Regions from separate parts of the Homo sapiens genome. Here region 1 is linked to region 2. A link is an interaction called in ENCODE POLR2A ChIA-PET data of the cell type or tissue named here. Cell type or tissue: PC-9. All regions are shown on one strand. Each heading gives the region's core, and the rest is flanking DNA. Links, peaks and the distances in the headings are about the cores only. Region 1 overlaps ANKRD66 (ankyrin repeat domain 66). Region 2 overlaps TDRD6-AS1 (TDRD6 and SLC25A27 antisense RNA 1).

Region 1 (2,931 bases), core at 256-2,755, 74 kb before region 2:
GGAAAACTGAGTTCACTTCTATAGTAATACAACAGTCATGACATAAACCAGTTATAGTGTGCCAATGTCAGCATCTTACACACATTGTCCATCTCATCCTCACAGCAACCCCAGGAAATGGGAATTCTTTTACCTATTTCCGTAGAGGAGGATACAAACCTAAGTCACCATTACTCATAAGCCCATGATTAAAATACTGTACTTATTAGAAAAGTCTGCTTGCAAGGAAAATAATCAATTCAATATACTGTAAGCAAAGGGCAACTTTTATGATAAAATAGTATTTCACAGATTCCTGAGTAAGGAACCAGAACTAGGAATAGCAAATTATCTAACTATTCATCTCTATCTATCTATCTATCTATCTATCTATCTATCTATCTAATCTCTCTATTCATTTATCTACTGACCTATCTCTATCCCTTTGTCTTTTCCTCGGTCTTCTTGTCCTTTTTGTAGAGCATCTCTGTACCCTTCCTCAGCCCTAGTGTAGAATTAGCCACTCCATACTTCTGAAGTCATCTGCTATTGGTCCAGCCTATCATGAGGATTTCTTTTCAAGTACCCAGGAGAAGAATCTTATTAGTCCAGCTCGAGTCAGTTGTCTTCCAATGTTTCTACTGGTCCAAAGCAGGAACTACTCTGCATTGCAGAGCATAGAGAAAGGGATTGATGCTCAAGGGTAGATCAACACGAGGAAAGGTATCCTCTATAGCTATACTGCTTTTCTATAAGATATTCAAGCATTTTTTTCATACCAGAAAATTCAAACAAAGCATGACTTGTATTAACACAAGCATTAATTGAGGAATAAGTAATAAAGATACTTGATAGCTAAATAAATTGATTTAGGCAGAGAAATTAGTATATCTAAAATGCAGAGCAGCCAGGGAAAGTAAAATACACCAGACTAGTCTCCTAGTAGAGGCTTAACATGCTGTTTGGGTTCTATAGCAATGCTGTCCAATAGAAATAAACTAAAAAAGCACATGGGTAATTTTAAACATTCTAGTAGCCACATGTTTTAAAAAGGAAAAGGAAAAAGATAAAATTCATTTTGGTAATATATCTTATTCAACGCAATATCCAAAATATTATCATTTCAATGTGGAATCAATATTAAGTATTATTAAGGAGACATTTTATATTTTTGTACTAAGTGTTTGAAATCTAATGTGTATTTTGCATCTCAATTTGGATGCAATTTTTTATTGGAATTATCTGATCTGAATTTAATTTTCCCAAATTTACAGTTGAAAAAGTAGACCTATAATCACATGTTCATTATTTTACATTATCTCTCGATCGTTATCAGGGATGAAGTTAATTCATGCCAGAGTTTCCTTGTCTCCTGAAATTCTATTATTGTTGGGGGGCAGGGGTCAAAAGATGCTGACTGTGCAAACCACTGATGACAAAATGCAAGCAGGTTTTGTCCTTTCCCGGTAATTATTGTACACAGTAGGTGCTAGCCAGGAAACAACAGCCCATGTGGACAGCACCTAATGACAGGTCCATGGGCAGAAGCCAGGTGGGTAAGGGTCTATGAGTAAAGTCATGGAAAGGCCACCATGCCTAACAGCCTCATTTCTGGCACCAGGGAAAGTTCCTTGCCAGAAAACATAAGGTTGAGTTCTCATACTCTCCTCCCCTTGGTATTGCTGGGCCTGGTGGGGCCTCGACTTTTCTTATTCTTTTTATTCATGTTTTGATTTAGGGAAGGAAGAGACAGCTCCAGCTCCCTTTTCTTGGCATCCCAGTCTTCATCACGCTCATCCAGAGGCAGCCCCTTCTGCTGGGCAGCGCAACGGTGGTCCTGGCACTCGGGCTCTGCCCTAGGAAAGAAGAGAGAGCCTTCTGAACTTGGATCAGGAGGACCTGTTCCAGCCTGGGAATCGGCCTTTATTCACAGGTTCTGCACACCGCAGTTCAGTTGAGAAGGAAGGAGGCCAAGTTTGAGCATTTCCAAGCATACACTTAGGGAAGGTCTCAGACACTAAAGAAACTACTTGGAGGTGGAGAAAAATTGTGGGACCCGAGTGAGATGTTAACAGACTCAAAGATAGTCACTCAGCTTGAAGAAAATGCTCCTGATTCTTGAAGTGCTCACATTTATAGAGCAACCTGCAGATTATTGCGAGACTGTTTTCGTTTATTTTTAGTTTTATTTTTCATAATCATAAAAGTGATGTGTGTTCCTTGTATAAAATTTAAAAGTACAGAAACATATAAGGAACAAAATGAGAATCACTCACAATCACATATGTATTATACGTATGTATGGATTCTGTAAAAATACATATAATTGTAAATGGATACATGGATGGATAAATAAATAGAGCATTATACACACATAGACAATGGGAAATACACACATATACAGTTTTGTATGAGGCCAATGGTGAGTATGTGACTTGCTTAAAGGTACTTGGAAAAGTCACTTTTGAACCAATATGAGGACAAATGGAATTTAAGAGGATAGATAATGGTATAGGGAAGGCAAATAGCATTTTAAGTGCAAACCATTATTAAAAGCACAGTTCATTCAAAGGACAGCAAACTCACTAGTCCCTCACCCTAAGCTGGAAGTGACCTTTCAATCTTCAGACCACACCATGTCTTTCCTCTGCCTAGTCACTCTCTGTCTTGTATTAGTGTTATTTATGTAAACAAGTTATTTCGTCTCCCACACAGTTAACCTTCTTGATGTCCAGCACTGTATCTGGTTTATTTTAGGTTGTTTTTAGTGTCTAACTCAATGACATACACATAGTAGAACTCAAAAATATTTGCTAAATGAGAGGTTTATCACTTGGGGGGCTGAATCAAAAGCTGAATTGTTTCACAACATTCCCTAGGATATTCAGAAAATGATCACATATGGTCTAGGCTTCTTTTGAAGTTCTCTTATATCCTTTATCTTCATCACCT
Region 2 (2,931 bases), core at 191-2,690:
CCTCCAACCTCCTTCCATGGCTCATGGCCTTAATCCTAGGACGTCAGGGTATATCACGTGGCCGTTATGGGCTGATCTGAATCCTTTACCCCCATCCACCCAGATTTTCCAATGTCCTACCTTTTCTGTATCTGGAGCAGGTAGCATTAGTTTGTTCTGTCATGCTCTGCTGTTGGACAGGGACTCGGGTTAATTTTAAAAATCAGGTCATTGCACTGTTAAGATTAAGCTCCCCTCATATATCTCCCATACTATATTAAACAAAATATCTTGAGTTTTATAATAAATAAACTTTCCTCCCATTAGTCTTGAGAGGCCCTTGGTTTCGGAAAAGAAGGGAGAGGGGATTTTTTTTTTATTATTATTGTACTTTAAGTTCTGGGACATTATGTACAGAACGTGCAGATTTGTTACATAGGTATACACATGCCATGGTGGTTTGCTGCACCCATCAACCCATCATCTACATTAGGTATTTCTCCTAATGCTATCCCTCCCCTATCCTTCCACCCCTTGACAGGCCCCGGTATGTGAAGTTTGGGAGAGAGGATATTCTTATCCTAATACAAATACGTAAGGGATAAAGGGGGAAAGGTTAAGGCCAGGGATGGAATGTGTATGACAGGTGTTTGAATACTAATATTATGAGCCACTTCAATATTTTTTATGGAAACGATGCAGGAAAATTGGGCTAAATAAATCATACTTATTTTGTGCTGTCTTAGGCCTCTGTGTATAGAGAACTCTAAGCAGAAATGCAGTATACTTTACAGTCTATAGTTTCTATACTACTAATTGACTTTGTTTAAAGTTGCTTAGAAAAATTAACATTTACTGGATATTTTTAGAAAACAGTTCAAGTAAGAAATACCCTGTTAGGAGAATGAAAAAGACAAGCTACAGACAGGGAGAAAATATTTGCAAACCACACGTCTGACATAGGACTTGTATCTATAATAGATAAACGACTCTCGAAACTCAATAGTAAAAAAAATAAATTTGAAAATAGGCAAAAGATATGAAGTGGCATTTCACGGAGGAGGATGTACAGATGACAAAGAAGAATATGAAAAGATTTTCAACATCATTAGCTATTAGACAAAAAAAAAAAAAAACCCACAATGTTATATCACCACATGCCATGGTAATGACTAAGCTAAAAAATCGTGATAACACCAGTACTGGCAAGAATGTGAATAAACTGCATCACTTATGTTGCTGGTAAGAATGTAAAATGGTACAGCCACATTTTAAAAACTATGTACTTGCCATATGACTGAAAAATTGCATTTAGGCATTTATCCCAAAGAAAGGAAACATGCTCATGCAAAAACCTGGAACCCAAAACTGGAAACAACCTAAATGCCCTTCGATGGGTAAATGGTTAAACAAACTGTGGTACATCAATACCAAAGGGTCCTACACAGCAATAACAAGGAAAATGAATTATTGATGTGAGCAACAACTTAGGAAGGTTCTCCGTAGAATTTTACTGAGTGAAAAAAAAATAGTAAAAGGTTACATACTGCATTCTATTTACATAATATTCTTAGATTAATAAAATTATAGAGATGGAGAAAAGATTAGTGGCTTCCAGGAGTTAGGGATGGGGAAGAAAAGGGTTGAAAATGCCTATAAAGGGATAGCATCAGGCATGGACTGATGAACTGTTCTGTATCTTGTGTGCAGTGATAGTTATCAAAGCTACACAAAGGTGATGAAATTGCATGGAATGACACACACACACACACACACACACACACAAATGTGTGCTTATAAATTAGTGACTTTGGAATCTGTGGATTGTACCAATGTCAATTTGCTCCTGGTTTTGATTGTGTACAACAGTCATGGTATATCCCTATACGTTTTTCTTTGGAAACTTTATGAAAATCTAAAATTATTTCAAAATAAAAAGCTTTTAAAAATTTAAGATTTCAGTGTCACAAAATACAATTTTATTAGAATACACACACAGACAATTCAAGACCAGATCATTATAGGGGGCAATGAGAGTAGAGAGAGCATAGTCTTTTGAATTACAGCAGGATTGGCCTCCATTTGTAAGAGCCATGTGACCCAGGCAAATAATTTACCCTCTGTTTCCATATCTGAAAATGGATATAACGGCATACACCTTACACTTTGGTTCCAAGGACTGCATGAATTAATGTAAATACAGTTAACATGTTTGCATTAAATAAATACTTGAGATGCAGCAAAACATAGTGGGAAAGGAAGGGCTTTAGATTTTGAAAGTCCATGTTTATCATCTCAGGGTGACATGGATAATAAAATTTTCAGAGTTAGGTTCTCTTCATCTATAAAAATGGAACTATACTTAAATATGAAGACGAAATGAGCCAATATGGGTAAAAGACCCACCACAGGAAACATGTAATAAGTTGTAGTTATTAGTGATATGAATGAAATTAAAACTTAAAAAATATGTTCTCTCCTAGGATTCTTAAAGATTAAAAATCTTAAATTAGGTTTTTTAAAAATTTGGTCTATTTAGGCATAATTTTTGTACAGTAAAACTCACACTTTCATATTGTAGTTTGATATTTTGACAAATGTTTACAGTTTTATTCCCTTAAATAGTGTCTTTTGAAGAAAATTTGTAATTTTGATGAAATCAAATTATTCACATATTTTTCTTTTCTAAATGGTAGTTTATTTTGTTGTTATTGTTCCACTAAATCTTTTACTAACCCAAGGTAAAAAAACAAAACAAAAACCCACAAAACAAACTTTCAATGTTTTTGTTTAGAAGTTTTATAATTTTGGCTCTTGTATTTAGGTCTATGATTCATTTTAAATTAACTTTTTGTAGTGAGGTAAGGGTTGAGGATTTTATTTTTATATATGGATATCCAATTGTTATACTGCCATTTGTTGCAAAGACTATACTTTCCAGTTAAGTTATCT

The links. ChIA-PET counts read pairs that join two places held together with the same protein. Peaks named below come from ENCODE experiments on the same cell type or tissue, not always from the same donor. Only the 100,000 strongest peaks of a DNase experiment are listed, where the experiment ranks them.
Region 1: POLR2A ChIA-PET joins it to region 2 with 5 read pairs; 3 of 35 experiments call an interaction of 5 or more read pairs at or near these places.

The regions. Positions count from the first base shown.
Region 1 is chr6:46,757,627-46,760,557 of GRCh38, reverse strand. It overlaps ANKRD66 (ankyrin repeat domain 66), which reads right to left. Exons shown (of 5, transcript NM_001162435.3): 5 at 1,052-1,835. The coding sequence ends at 1,637. Among named protein-coding and RNA genes, the nearest start is that of ANKRD66, 12 kb to the right of the region's middle. In PC-9, for the core only: no CTCF peak of the experiment used is centred there; no DNase peak of the experiment used is centred there.
Region 2 is chr6:46,683,199-46,686,129 of GRCh38, reverse strand. All of the region lies in intron 1 of TDRD6-AS1 (TDRD6 and SLC25A27 antisense RNA 1), which reads left to right. It also overlaps a transcript of TDRD6 not described here. Among named protein-coding and RNA genes, the nearest start is that of TDRD6, 3.2 kb to the left of the region's middle. In PC-9, for the core only: no CTCF peak of the experiment used is centred there; a DNase peak (open chromatin) is centred at 1,159.